3 separate regions of the Homo sapiens genome follow, and all the other regions are linked to region 1. Evidence: chromatin contacts called from ENCODE Hi-C or POLR2A ChIA-PET data. All regions are on one chromosome and are shown on one strand. The core of a region is the stretch at or near the end of the contact, and the rest is flanking DNA. Distances in the headings are between cores, read along the strand shown.

The links. Hi-C counts contacts between places; a loop is a spot of excess contacts on that map. ChIA-PET counts read pairs that join two places held with the same protein, here RNA polymerase II (POLR2A). Pooled maps may share reads with other maps.
Region 2: a loop to region 1 is called in a pooled map, with 2.5 times the contacts of the local background. The contact joins the promoter of USP19 here to the promoter of IHO1 in region 1. A Hi-C loop is called at or near these places in 3 of 50 pooled maps. POLR2A ChIA-PET finds 5 or more read pairs at or near these places in 7 of 52 experiments (AG04449, B cell, GM12878 and 4 more).
Region 3: a loop to region 1 is called in a pooled map, with 2.4 times the contacts of the local background. The contact joins the enhancer-like site here to the promoter of IHO1 in region 1. A Hi-C loop is called at or near these places in 3 of 50 pooled maps. POLR2A ChIA-PET finds 5 or more read pairs at or near these places in 5 of 52 experiments (BJ, H1, HepG2 and 2 more).

Annotation. Positions count from the first base shown.
Region 1 is chr3:49,196,532-49,201,471 of GRCh38, forward strand. It overlaps IHO1 (interactor of HORMAD1 1), which reads left to right and starts at 2,967. Exons shown (of 8, transcript NM_001135197.2): 1 at 2,967-3,042.
Region 2 is chr3:49,117,691-49,122,097 of GRCh38, forward strand. USP19 (ubiquitin specific peptidase 19) reads right to left here and starts at 3,133. Exons shown (of 27, transcript NM_001199161.2): 1 at 3,066-3,133; 2 at 1,332-1,591; 3 at 257-430; 4 at 1-140. The coding sequence starts at 1,455. LAMB2 (laminin subunit beta 2) reads right to left here. Exons shown (of 32, transcript NM_002292.4): 29 at 4,254-4,395; 30 at 3,994-4,170; 31 at 3,743-3,902; 32 at 3,424-3,672. The coding sequence ends at 3,536. RefSeq lists enhancers at 2,432-3,421, 3,422-4,407 and a silencer at 2,994-3,313.
Region 3 is chr3:49,294,094-49,299,130 of GRCh38, forward strand. It overlaps USP4 (ubiquitin specific peptidase 4), which reads right to left. Exons shown (of 22, transcript NM_003363.4): 12 at 4,459-4,542; 13 at 3,777-3,871; 14 at 314-505. Among named protein-coding and RNA genes, the nearest start is that of C3orf62, 19 kb to the left of the region's middle. Within about 2 kb of position 2,867, at least 11 of the 41 ENCODE cell types and tissues checked have a DNase peak (open chromatin) inside an H3K27ac peak, as active enhancers do.

The DNA of each region.
Region 1 (4,940 bases), core at 1,717-4,216:
GAGTGCAATGGCATGACCTCGGCTCACTGCAACCTCTGCCTCCTGGGTTCAAGTGATTCTTGTGGCTTAGCCTCCCCAGTAGCTGGGATTACAGGCGTGCGCCACCACACCTGGCTAATGCTTTGTATTTTTATTGATTGATTGATTGATTTTTTTTGAGACCGAGTCTCGCTCTGTCACCCAGGCTGGAGTGCAGTGGTGCGATCTCAGCTCACTGCAACCTCTGCCTCCTGGGTTCACGCCATTCTCCTGCCTCAGCCTCCCAAGTAGCTGAGACTACAGGCGCCCACCACCACGCCTGGCTAATTTTTTGTATTTTTAGTAGAGACGGGGTTTCGCTGTGTTAGCCAGGATGGTCTCCATCCCCTGACCTCGTGATCTGCCCGCCTCGGCCTCCCAGGGTGCTGGGATTACAGGAGTGAGCCACTGCGCCAGGCCACGTTTTTACTTTTTTTTTTTTTTTTTTTGAGATGGAGTCTCGCTCTGTTGCCCAGGCTGGAGTGCCGTGGCGCCATCTCGGCTCACTGCAACCTCCGCCTCCCAGGTTCAAACGATTCTCCTGCCTCAGCCTCCCGAGTAGCTGGGGCTACAGGCTCGTGCCACCACAGCCGGCTAATTTTTTTTTTTTTTTTGTATTTTTTGTAGAGACGGGGTTTCACCGTGTTAGCCAGGATGTTCTCAATCTCCTGACCTCGTGATCTGCCCACCTTGGCCTCCCAAAGTGCTGGGATTACAGGCATGAGCCACCATGCCCAGGCCATTTTTACTTAAAAAAAATGTGTTTTAGACAGTCTCGCTCTGTTGCTCAGGCTTCAGTGCAGTGGCATGATCATGGCTCACTCTAACCTCAAACTCCTGGACTCAAGGGATCCTCCCACCTTGGCCTCCCAAAGTTCTGGGATTACAGGCATGAGCTATGGTGTCCAGCCATGTTTTAATTTTTATAGCTTTATTTAGGTAAAATTAATACATGATAAACTGCACATATTGAAAATGTACAATTTGATGCATTTCGATATATGTATACACCTCTGAAACACTGCCATCAAGAGAGTAAATATGGCCAGGCGTGGTGGCTCACACCTGTAATCCCAGCACTTTGGGAGGCTGAGGTGGGTGGATCACCTGAGGTCTGGAGTTTGAGACCAGCCTGACCAACATGGAGAAACCCTGTCTCTACTAAAAATACAAAATTAACTGGGTGTGGTGGCAGGCACCTGTAATCCCAGCTACTTGGGAGGCTGAGGTAGGAGAATCGCTTGAACCTCAGAGGTGGAGGTTGTGGTGAGCCGAGATTGTGCCATTGCACTCCAGCCTGGGTGAAACTCCTGAGAGTGAAACTCCATCTCAAAAAAAAAAAAAAAGAAGAAGAAGATAGTAAATATGTTCATCACCCCAAGTTTCCTTCTGCCTAGTCGTAATCTTTCCTTATGGCACTCATTTGCCTCAGGCAATGCCACACCTCTGCTTTCTGTCACTATAGATTAATTTGCATTTTCTCGAATTTTATATAAATGGGATCATACAGTATGTATTCTTTTGTGTTTGGCTTTCACTCAGCGTAATTATTTTGAAATTTATTCATGTTGTTGTATCCATTGTTCATTCCTTTTTATTGCTTAGTAGTTGTCCATTGTATGGATATGCCAAATCTCTCCTCTTGATTTTTTGAATCCATACACAAATCAGGTTTTCATCCTCACTACATCACTGTAACTGCTCCTACCAAGGTCACTCAAAGTTAATTCTAACTAATCTTCCCTGAACACATCCGCAGCATTTGTCATAGCTGATCTCTGCCTCCTCTTTGAAGCAGTTCCAAGTGCCTTCCAGAATGCCTCATTCTCCTGGTGTCTTTCCCCGTCTCCTGACCAGGCTTGCTCCAACTCCTTGGCTGCTTTTCCTTCATCTCCAAAGTCCTCTAAACTGGTGTGTCCTGGGGCTGAATCCAATCTCCTTTCCATTTATACTCCATTGGTGATTGCATCCTGTTTTTGTTTGTTTTTTGAGACAGGGTCTCATTCTGTCGCCCAGGCTGGAGTGTAGTGACGCGATCTCGGCTCACTGCAACCTCTACCTCCCAGGTTCAAACGATCCTCCCGCCTCAGCCTCCGAGTAGCTGGGACCACAGGCATGTGTTACCACGCCGGACTAATTTTTTGTAGAGCTGGGGTTTCGCCATGCTGCCCAGGCTGGTCTCAAGCATGTTTTTTGCTTTCTAAGTCATCTATAAGCACCAGAGGCAGAGTTACATAGATCCTTCCTGCCTACCCGCACTGTCCCTGCCCTCAGGCCACTCCAGCATCCAGCAGGCCAGAAACCTCAGAAGATTTCTTGCCTCCTTTCTCTTTCCTCCAGGGGCCCGGTTCGATGTCCCCATCTGCCCACGGCGCCTCTCGTGCCAGCTGCTCCGCCTGTCCTGCCCTTGCTCAGACCACCCAAGTATCATCTGTGCTCTGGCCCCTGGCCACCAGTTCCACCCCACATGCTGTCCTCACAGGTGGCGCCTTGCCATTCCTGGGGACCAGGGCCTCCTTGTTCTGGTCATACACAGTGGAGTGTAGGTCGAGCGACAAGTGAGTAGATCTGCATGCCAGGTGGGCCGAGGGTGGCCATTCCGGCGTGAGTGTGGGGGTGTGAGGGAACGTTGCATGGGGTGCACGTGGGCTGGGTGTGGCGTGCAGCGGTGTGGCGCCAGGCAGGCAGCTTGGCGGGGCCCACAATCAGCGCGGTTGAGACCATTAGTACGGTTAAAACCGTTAGCTGCCTGTCGCGGCGAGGGCGGGGCCCTGGGGACTGGACGGAATCCCAGTTGGTCAGAGGAGACCCTGGGGGCGGGGCCGCGCGAGTTGCCGTTAGGACAGTTAAAACCGTTAGCTGCCTGTCGTGGCGGGGCGGGGCCCTGGGACAGGACGGAATCCCTATTGGTCAGAAGAGGACCTGGGGGCGGGGCCGCGCGTGCCGTTGCAGAGGCAGCGGGACGCGGCCACCTCGAAGCCACGTCAGGGCAGCCCCAGGTCGGGCGCGTGCCAGCAGCCAGAGGTGGGGACAGGAGGGCTTTGGGCAGGGTGGGTTGGGGAAAGGCGGGGGGAGGGGCTGAGGAGCCGGATGGGGCCGTGGGTCTGGGTTCAGGATACCAGCGGTCCTCCCGGGCTTTCCCGGGACGTTGGTCTTGTAGTCCCTCCCCTGCCCTTTCTTTCCCTATGGCGATGGCCGCTCTGGCTCTTGAAGGAGGCTTCACTTCCGCGCTTATCCTTGGAGAGCAGTTTTCATCCGATTCGCAGGGGTCCGCGACCTCCTATCCCAGATCCCCGCCTGGAGTTGAGGAGTGAGACCGGGTACGCCCCGGGAGCCAGAGTGAGCGGAGACCCAGAGAAGCCCGCTGGGATTTCTCTTTGATTATGAGTAGGGAAAACCCTGTGAGGCCTCTGGAAAGACATCAGAAGGATTTAGTCTAGGAGCTCAGAGCGTGTCTCCAGGTGGAGAAGAGGCGGAAAATGAGAGAGGCGGCCGGCCATTAGTGTTTGAGGCGGGCCGGTGGCCACAGGGGGCCTGAAGTCTGAGTAAGAGACCTGATTTTTTCTGCTAGAACTTTCTGCAGTGGAGGAACGGGAGGGGCACCTGGAGGGCCTCACATCGCAGCCTCAAGAATCTCGCAGTAGGCCGGCTGCGGTGGCTCACGCCACACTTTGGGAGGCTGAGGCAGGCGGATCTCCTGAGGTCAGGAGCTCGAGACCAGCCTGGCCAACATAGCGAAAACCCGTCTCTACTAAAAATACAAAAATTAGCAGGGCGTGGTGGCGCATGCCTGTAATCCCAGCTACTTGGGAGGCTGAGGCAGGAGAATCACTAGAACCTGGGAGGCGGAGGTGGCAGTGAGCTGAGATCGCGCCACTGCACTCCAGCCTGGGCGACAGAGTGAGACTCGGTCTCAAAAAAAAAAAAAAGAAAGAAAGAAAGAAAGAAAGAAAGAAAGAAAGAAAGAAAAGAAAAAAGATTGTCGCAGTAGAGTTGACGACGGTGGTCAGATGAGGTAGTCCATGCCAATCGGGGCGGTCCTCTCCCCCTCACGTGTTCCTCCCTTGTGTACCCACCCTGCCAGGGCCCTTCCCTTGTATATAGTTCCATTCCTTGCATGCACTCAACTTTTTCTCCCCTTTTATGCTTCCTTTAATAGGAAAGAGAGTGAGAGGTGAAAGTTTTTAATCTGTGCATTTCAGTTTTCATTTACCTTGGAATGACCGTGTTCCACCTTAGAACGAATACCTCTTCCTTACTAGTGCTGTACTAGCATCTTCAAGGAGAGCTTTAGAGAGATGGGATTTCCATCCTCTGGGAATTTAAAAGCCTATACAGGTAGCATGGAGATAAATACATGTACAAAAGAGAGATGAACCTGAGTTTGAGTACATCAAGCCCCAGCTGGTTCTTAGACATATTGAGAATAAGGGTGTACTTACCACAGTTTTTTGTTTTTTTTGAGACGGAGTCTCGCTTTGTTGCCCAGGCTGGAGTGCAGTGGCACGATCTCTGCTCACTGCAAGCTCCGCCTCCCAGGTTCACGCCATTCTCCTGCCTCAGCCTCCCAAGTAGCTGGGACCACAGGCACCCGCCACCACACCCGGCTAATTTTTTGCATTTTTAGTAGAAACGGGGTTTCACCGTGTTAGCCAGGATGGTCTCGATCTCCTGACCTCGTGATCCGCCTTTCTCAGCCTCCCAAAGTGCTGGGATTACAGGCATGAACCACCGCACCCGGCCATTTACCACAATTTTTAAAAATTGGGCCGAGTTGGCTGTGCGCGGTGGCTCATGCCTATAATCCCAGCACTTTGGGAGGCCAAGGCGGGTGGATCACCTGAGGTCAGAAGTTCAAGACCCAGAAGTTCAAGACCAGTCTGGCCAACATGGTGAAACCCTGTCTCTACTAAAAATACAAA
Region 2 (4,407 bases), core at 1,883-4,382, 79 kb before region 1:
AGCAGCATCTACATCCTCCAGCTGCAGGGGACCTACTCCCACACGAAGCTTGACAATCACCTCTTCTGCACTCTGCCTCCAATCGAGCAACAACTCTGGAGTGGGAGTAGCCAAGAGATCATGAGGGTCTTCACAAGCTCCTGATGGTGATAAGCAGGTAACAGAGACCCAGCCTAATGAAACTGCTTCAGATGGGAGCCAAATTGCAAGTGCCCCCTCCCCTTCCCTAGCAACAAAAAGCCCATTCGTTACTGACCCTCTTTGGTCTGCTCCTCTTGAGGAGTGGATGCTGACCCTGACGATGAAGGAAAGAACAGCCGGGTACGGTGGCGTGAGCCTGTGATCCCAGCTGCATGGGAGGCTGAGGCAGAAGGATCACCTGAGGCCAGAGGTTCAAGACCAGCCTGGGCAACATATCGAGACCCTGTCTCTAAAAAAAAAATAAGAAAAATTAGTCAAGCATGGTGAGGAGGCTGAGGTAGGAGGACTGCTTGAGCCCAGGACTTTGAGGATGCAGTAAGCTACGATCACACCTGCACTGCACTCCAATCTGTGCAAGAGTGAGACCCTGCCTTTAAAAAAAAAAAAAAAAAAGGGACAGGCACGGTGGTTCACGCCTGCAATCCCAGCACTTTGAGAGGCCGAGGTGGGTGGATCACCTGAGGTCAGGAGTTTGTGACCAGTCTGGCCAACATGGTGAAACCCCGTCTCTACTAAAAATACAAAAATTAGCTGAGTGTGGTGGTGCATACCTGTAATCCCAGCTACTTGGGAGGCTGAGGCTACTTGGGAGGCTGAGGCAGCAGAATCACTTGAACCCGGGAGGCAGAGCCCGCAGTGAGCCAAGACGCCACTACACTCTAGCCTGGATGACAGAGTGAGACATTGTCTCAAAAAAAAAAAAAAAATTAGCCTTGCGTGGTGGCATGCACCTGTAATCCCAGCTACTTGGGAGGCTGAGGCAGGACAATCACCTGAACCAGGAGGTGGACGTTGCAGTGAGCCAATATTGCACCACTGCACTCCAGCCTGGGCTACAGAATGAGACTCCATCTCAAAAAAAAAAGGAAAAAAAGAACAGGTTCAAAAAAAAGAAAAAAGTTTAAAAAGGAAAGAAGGCAAGCCCCCCAACAGCACCATCTTCTGGATCTTAGCCAAGTACTCAGGCTTCAAAGCTGAGGCTCTACTGAGGTTATCATGGGTCCTTCTTCTCTCATCATCAAACCAGGACAGAGAGAAGAACAAGAAAGTCATCTCCCAAACCCCAATCTGTATACCAATAAGATGGGAGGCAGAGAAGGCCACAATTACTCTGGGAATGCCACTCCCACCTTTCCTAGGATCTCCATCCTTGCTCTCCTGGTTTGCTCGATCCTTCTGCTTCTTCTTACTAGTGGTGTCCTCCAGTCCTGGGGGCCCTCTCCTTGGGCCTGTGGCACTGGCCCCGCCAGACATCTTGAGCCGCTTGGTCGACAGCCAGAGTGCCCCGGGGTCGGCAACAGCGTCTGGGTCAGGGCTGCGGCGCTTTCTTCCTGGCCCAGCTATCTTGGCAACTCTTTGTGGCCAAATTCTCCAGCAAGGAACGGACAGCCTAATGGAAAGAAGCCAGTGATCACTGCCAAGACCCAACAACTTGCTCTTTAGCTACACCCAGGGCTCAGCAACACAGGACACTAATGCTACAGAGCTGTATCTTCTCATCTCTTAAGTACCCCTGGACACTCTCAGGATATTCTGAAGAGGTAATAAATAATGCAAGTAGCAGCAACCACTTCTGGCCAAGCCTCATAGATACCCACCATAACAGTCCCACACAGGTGAAAGCCTCACTGAGGGGGCACCAGGTCAAGGAAGTCATGGCCTGGGACCAGGCTACTCCACCAATCTGGAGAGGAGCCACGGCTCCAGCCCACAGGGCTGGCACTCCGAGCAGGGTGCTCACTTTTCCTTCACTCTCACTGGCTGCTTAGTCACCACTGGAGAAATAGAAGGTGGAGGAGGAAGGCAGGACAGGAGACAAGCCGCAGGAGAACCAGGCTCTGTGGCTGTAAACAGGCTCAACCCAGGTTCTACCATTGCCCAGAAAAAGTCCTGGGGCTAAGGCACTCCACCTGCCTCCTGCCAGCTCCCACCCTTGGCAAGAACCTGCTCCTATGTACTGCTTGGTCCTTCTTCATTTCAAGAGAAAGTCCTCTCCCCAGCTGCTGTCCCAAGCAGAAAGGGACTGAAAAGTGTATCTAGATGTCACGCTACCTCTTCAGCAGCAACCCTGCTCCAGTACTAAGGCAGGATGGGCATCCAGTTTGAGACTGGAACAGAAATTATCACCTTCCTTCCCAGATGCCTTCACTCATGAGCTCTGAGCCACAAGGACCACTACAGTTTCCCACAGACCCACCAGTGGATTCTGGACTGTTTCCTCCTCCAAAATGAAGGTCTTGAAACTAGATACTGAGATGAGGCTGGGGAGGACCACAGATCCAGGACTCCTGGCAGCCTCAAGCCTGGCCTGAACCAGTAGCAGGACAGATAATGACTAGTCTGTGTTCCCCTAAGTGTGTAAAGGAGGAAGGAGGGATGGCAGGATACCCTTCTACAGGTCAGATGTGGTACTGGTGGGCTGGATCTTTAATGACACCTGCCACCGGCGCCTCCTTCTTGCACCCAGGCCCCAGCCGAAGGTCGCGTCCCTCCCCCATGCCCCAGGGACGTCGAGGCGGGTAAGGGGCTGTTTAGAGACCCGAGCCGGCCTGAAATGGCAGCGCGGGGTTACTGACCACAGATCAGCGCCCCGGTCGAGCTGCGACCCAGCTTCAGCCTCTGAACCCCGAGCCCGCCACCACCTCTCCCACGAAGTTGCCCTCGCTGGCCGCCAGTCCTCTCCCAGGTGGGAGGCTGGCCACAGGCATAGCGTAACGGCCCTGCCGGCATCAGTGGGCTGGCACGCTGCGGGGCACTAGGGGTAGGGACTGGCACGGCCCGTGACCTTGAACAGGCCGCCGCGGCCGCGCGTTGCGGCCTCCCCGCTGCGGCCAAGCCAGCGAGTTGCAGCCTGCTCCACTCACCGAGCGAGACCGCCGCAGCCAGCCCTCTTCGGGCCCTGGCAACCCGCTCTCCGTTCCGGTTCCGGCGCAGGTCGGTTCCGGTTCCGGCGCGCCCCTCCCCCGTCCCGGCGCCGCCGCCACCGCCTTAGCGGCTTGTTTTGTTTCGACTTCTAGCTAAGGCCGAGGGAGGCGGAGCGCCAAGCTGGTGACGCACTTCCGGCGGGAATGGGCTCGGAGCGACCCGCAGCTCCGGGGCGGGCCCGAGCGGAAGGAGGCGGTGCTCGGGTGGCTTAGCGGTGCATGGGTTCTGCTGGGGGCAACCTCGAGGTTCCCCTGGAGACTCCCCCGCCCGCCCCAAATCAGAGTCCAGACAACACAGTGGGGGTTCACACTGGTTTATTGGGGGCCCTGCCGGGCCAAGAGCTCTTCAGTGCATAGGCAGACATGCATGTGGGGCAGTGCTAGGAACTGGGGTAGGCCTTGGGCAGGGGTCACTGGCAGGTGTTGTAGATCTGCACCTGCAAGTTGATGGCTTGAAGCACGCTGCGCATCCTGGCCTCCAACCCGTCCAACTGGGCTGCCTTACTCTCCAGTGCCCGCTCATTTTCCTCATAGGTGCCTTCCAATTCTAGGAAGGGCAGGTGTCAGTTTAGGGGGGGTTTCCCGCAGTCTTGTGTCTCTGGTGCCCCATTTCTTACCCTGTAGCCGCTGCAGCTTGTCCTGAGCGGCTTGCAACAGGTCCCGAGCCTCATCCCGCAGTTGTTCTGCCCTTGCCTGTGCAGCCAGCACACCTTGGGCCTTGCGCTCAGCTAGGGCCTTCACCGTCTGGTACTGATCACCCAGAGGACCGCGTAGCAGCTGCAGATGTAGAGGGTTAGGTTAGCGTGGTAGCTCAGTGGAGGCCCATCTTCCACCCCTACCTTCTCCAGCTGGCTCTGCCTCAACCCACCTGCTCAGCCTCCTGGGCACGACCCTGGGCACTGCCTGCCGTTTCTTCTGCTGTAGAGGCTGCCAGACTATTTCCTGCCCGTTTCAATTTCAGAGCCTCCAGGAGAGCATCCAACTGCCGAGCCCTTTCACCTGCAGAGCTCAGTGCCCGCTCTGCACCTGCCATCCTCTCCTGTACCTGCCATGGGTGAGCCAAAGGTTACACAGATCTACGGTTCATGCCCATAACCTTGTCCCACTGATGTCCTAGGAAGACCTCACCTGGTACAGGGTCTGCTCTGTGTCCCGTGTGTCAGCCACTGCCCCCCGGATGGCACCCTGGGCAATACCCTGTGCCCGCTGGGCCTCCTCCAGTGCTGCCTGTACTGTCTCTGCCTTCTGTTTCTCATCCTCAGCCCAGCTCCTGGGGAGAAGG
Region 3 (5,037 bases), core at 1,617-4,116, 97 kb after region 1:
TCCTGCCTCAGCATCCCGAGCAGCTGGGATTACAGGCACCCACCAGCATGCCTGGCTAATTTTATATTTTTAGTAGAGACGGGATTTCACCATCTTGGCCAGGCTGGTCTCAAACTCCTGACCTCAGGTGATCTGCCCGCCTTGGCCTTCCAAAGTGCTGGGAGTACAGGCATGAGCCACTGCACCCGGCAAATGCATTTCTTACAGAGGTGAGCATGTAGGATCAACACAGCCACTTGGCAGGAGTTGCCACTACTATTACTGGGTATATCTTCATCTCAGATAACAACCAAATCACATTCCTGCCACCAACCTGATACGATCACAAACAGCCTGGTACAAAGACTCAAGGGTTAACTTGTGCTTGGGGACAGAAAGCAATAGTGGCTGCCCATATAGCGCTGATGCGGAGGAAGTGCTTGATGGCCTGGACTTCCTCTCCCTGAAGTAGACTGGAAGCGTGACACATTCCGAGCCATCCACGGAAGTGCTGCAGACCTCGTACCTGCGTCAATCACACAAGAGGGCACTTTTAGCAGTAGGTCCTTGTGAACAACAGAGATCTGAGCTGAAGCTATGTGGTGGCCAGGGCTATGATTACTGGGACAGAGCATATTTGAGTAGAAAAGGTGGCTATAACTATTGCCAAGACGTTTCTAGAGGTTGAGTCAGGAATCCCTAGAAGGACCATTGTCAGCACAATGTGAACCTATACAACCTGGGGCTGAGGGCTAACCGTGATACTCCTTCTTCCAACCACGGCCTCAAACTCTGTGGTCCTTCAACTGGGACCCAACACAGATAACAGCCATCATTCAGATCATCACTCTGAACACAAAGGCACACAGCTGGGTCCAGCCACCAAGTTCATCTTTTGTCATCAAAGAGCTCATCTTTAAAAAATGTATTGAGTTGGCTGGGCGCGGTGGCTCACGCCTGTAATCCCAGCACTTTGGGAGGCCAAGGCGGGCGGATCACGAGGTCAGGAGATTGAGACCATCCTGGCTAACACGGTGAAACCCCATCTCTTCTAAAAATACAAACAATTAGACGGGCATGGTGGTGGGCACCTGCAGTCCCACCTACTCGGGAGGCTGAGGCAGGAGAATGGTGTGAACCCAGGAGGCGGAGCTTGTAGTGAGTCAAGATCTTGTCACTGCACTCCAGACTGGGCAACAGAGCGAGACTCCATCTCAAAAAAAAAAAAAAAAAAAAAAAAAAAAAGCATTGAGTGCCCTGCCCTTTAATAAGACCAAATATTGTACAAAGATGTACACCTAGGATATTAGCCAAACTCTTTTTTTCCAAATGAGCAAGCAAATTTATAAAAGTAATTGTCATCTTTGTTCAAAAACACTGAAGTGAAAGAATCGTATCTAATTCTGAAAAACATCAGAGATAACCAAAGAAACTGCTAGATACAAATCAATGATTTTGAAAAATGTGTCTTACTTAGTGAATACATGGGATTGAGGAGATTTATAGATGTTTTATCCTGGAACAGATGTTACCAAAATTGCTGGCAACCGACTGTAGTCTTTCCCTCTTCCTATAGGGGGAGACACAAACTTACTGATTCAAATTTTGAAACTAAACATATGCACGTGTGCGCGCGCGCGCGCACACACACACACACACACACCCCCCCCTCCCCAAATGCCTAGCAAACAGTCCTGACTGAAGTTTATGAAGGAGGAATTTCTAATACATAAAAATGTCCAAGGTGTGCTCTCGAGTAAATACTGTGGTCCAGCATAGTGGTAAAGAACCAGGCCTTGGAGTGCACCTGCCCCAGGTTCCAGGTCCACATTGCCATTTTCTGGCTGCTAGTAATAAGCACCTAACTTCTTAGTCTATTTATTCGGTGGACAATGGGATTACCCACTTTAAAAGGTGTGGTAAGAATTAAATAATTTAGTAGCACAGTGTACAACACATTAAAAAGTAGCAGATGCAGGCCGGGCACAGTGGCTCACACCTGTAATCCCAGCACTTTGGGAGGCCGAGGGGGACGGATTACGAGGTCAGGAGATCGAGACCACCCTAACTAACACAGTGAAACCCCATCTCTACTTAAAATACAAAAAATTGGCCAGGTGTGGTGGCACGCGCCTGTAGTCCCAGCTACTCAGGAGGCTGAGGCAGAATGGCATGAACCTGGGAGGCGGAGCTTGCAGTGAGCCACGATCACACCATTGTACTCCAGCCTGGGTGACACAGCAAGACTCTATCTCAAAAACATAAATAAATAAAAAATAAAAAATACCAGATGCTGGCCGAGCACAGTGGCTCACGCCTGTAATCCCAGCACTTTGGGAGGCCAAGGCGGGTGGATCACGAGGTCAGGAGATTGAGACCATCCTGGCTAACACGGTGAAGCCCTGGCTCTACTAAAAATACCAAAAATGAGCCAGGCGTGGTGGCGGGTGCCTGTAGTCCCAGCTACTCGGGAGGCTGAGGCAGAAAAATGGCATGAACCCGGGAGGCAGAGCTTGCAGTGAGCCGAGATTGCGCCACTGCACTCCTGCCTGGGAGACAGAGCGAGACTCCGTCTAAAAAAATAAAATAAAATAAAATAAAAATACCAGATGCTACTATTGCTTTCATAAAACAATTGTCAATTCAAATTCATCTATAAAAGAATTTGTTTTTCCAATGGTTGGCCCATAGGCCCTCTGAAAATTCCTTTGTTGGTGGTCTGCTAAGCTCCCCACAGGGTAATCCTCCAGTTCCTTTCAGCTCAGGTGTGTGAAAACACTACTTTCTGGAATTTACAGAGACCATGTTAAGGGCTTGGGGTTATATGTGAAAGTGGACTTTCCCATGTTCTAGCCCTTGGCACAGTGTCAGCTCTTGGCTGTGTCTGTGCAAGTGAGAACAGAAATAGATCTTGGGTGTGGCTAGGAACTATTCCTTTTAGAGAGATCTAGAAGTCATAGGCCCAAAAATGTAAAGGGAAGGAACTATCTCCTTTACATACTGAATTCCTCAGCCAAAAACAAAAACCAAAACAAAATCCTAAAACCCTTTCTCAGCAGAGGCAAGTTCCTGAGTGAGAGGTAAAGAGGGAGGGACAGTACGGCTGTGCTCCATACTTCCTGGGCAAGTGGCTGCCTGGGAGCAGCAGGCAAGTTCATGTATGGGAGCAGCCGGCAAGTTATTACACCACTGTGCCTGGAAGAGGGACACACACACAATTACACAGAGCAGCCATGAAGCAGCATGTGGGAAGGCAGAGGAGGCCTTTGTATTGTCCTCACAGAGATGAAGAAACTCAGTCTCAGAGCTTACAGAATGTTTGAGCTGAAAACAGCTGTTTAAATCAGCCCTGTCATTTCTGCATTGGGGATGGTAGTATCATGGTACTCGCTGAGAAGCTACAGCCTGTGGCAGAGAAAGGACAAGATCCTTCCGTACCACACCCCTACTACCATCTTCCCATCACACAGCTGGGATTCCTCTTAAGAAAGGCATCTCTGATGGTAGGACCATCTGTAGGAGCAGTGATTTGGCCTTCTTCATAGGCAAAACTGTTGAAAAAAGGCTGTGGCTGTGCTGAGGAGAGTTATCAGAATGTTTAGCTCTGCAGGGCAGGAGGGGTTGAGCACTGATGGCTGCCCACGATGCCCTCAATACCCATCTCTTGCACCCAGGGGTCAGGGCCAATCCACATGAGCAATGACTGCCCACATTTTTGTTCTGGAGATATGAATGCAGCAAAGTCTCTAGAATGTGTCCTCTGACCTGACCTGCAGCAGAAACTGCTGAGTACTCACACGAAAATGTCATCCCGAGGCATGATGTGGTTTAAACCTTCATCCATTTGGAAAATTTTGTGGAATCGGTGATTATACACATCTGCGACCACCATCTAAGAATGAACAGTAACAGAAAGACCACAGAATGGCTAAGAGTGCCCCTACTAACTGCTTAAAACCCAGAAACAAATGAAAAAAAAAATACTCATACTCAAATGTTGCCTCTAGAGAAACCACCACACAAACAGCCCCAGAGAGCTGAGGGCCAAGGCCCAAGGGGGAGCAGCATGGCTGCCATCAGAATTGAACATGCTGGTAGCATCTGCCCTCGACTGGCAGGAAGGGCGAGGAGTGTGGTGCTAACCAGAAACCAGCAGTTGTCCAGAGCCTCTGGAGTATTCCATAGTCTGCAGTCTCTATGCCACCCTCAGTGCACAGATCTGACAGCAGAGCCCTACTCCTGGTCCTTTGACCACGGCTAGTGTGAACCCAATGAAGGAAAGATAGTGTTTCCTGGAGCTGGAAGGGACAGTCTCAGTCACAATGTGCATAGTGAGTGAGGCATCCAGACACACACAAATAATCACATTTGTGCTGGCAATAACAACAACCCCAAAAAGTGGCTTCAAGGTTGAAAGTAAACTCCAAATGCTATGAAGTATCCCAAATAGACCGAGTGCCACTGATCACCCCGCCTTACATTTTCTGCAGCAATGCCAGACAGCCTGGAGAGAGCCTCGCACAGGTCGGACACAGCCCCCATCAGCGGCACAGTCACACGGTACTGCAAGACAGAGATGGTCAAGGTCACAGGGGTGCCCCACAAAGGGTGCGAAATGCATTAGGAGAAGCAGGCATCACTAGGGGCAGAGGAGCCCTTCTAGAAACAATGTATGGTGAGGTCAGGGTACAGATGAGTCAGAAGCAGAGCAAATAAGCAGGACCTCTATGTCAGCATCCTCCTCAATACACAGGCAGCAGCATGGGGGCTAGGCCATCTCTTTCTCTTCCAAACATTGCTTCATTTTATTCTTAATTCTTTAGAGTACTTTCTGAAGAACTGCTGAAATTATACAAATTCAAATTGCCATCTGGTCCTACCTTTTTATTTTATTTTTATTTTTTGTAGAGACAGGGTCTCAAACTCCTGGCCTCGAGCAATCCTCCCGCCTCAGCATCCCAAAGTGCTGGGATTACAGGTGTTGGCCACCAAGCCCGGCCTCAACTTTCTTTTTTTTCTTTTTTCTTTTTTTTCTGAGACACAGTCTTGCTCTGTCAC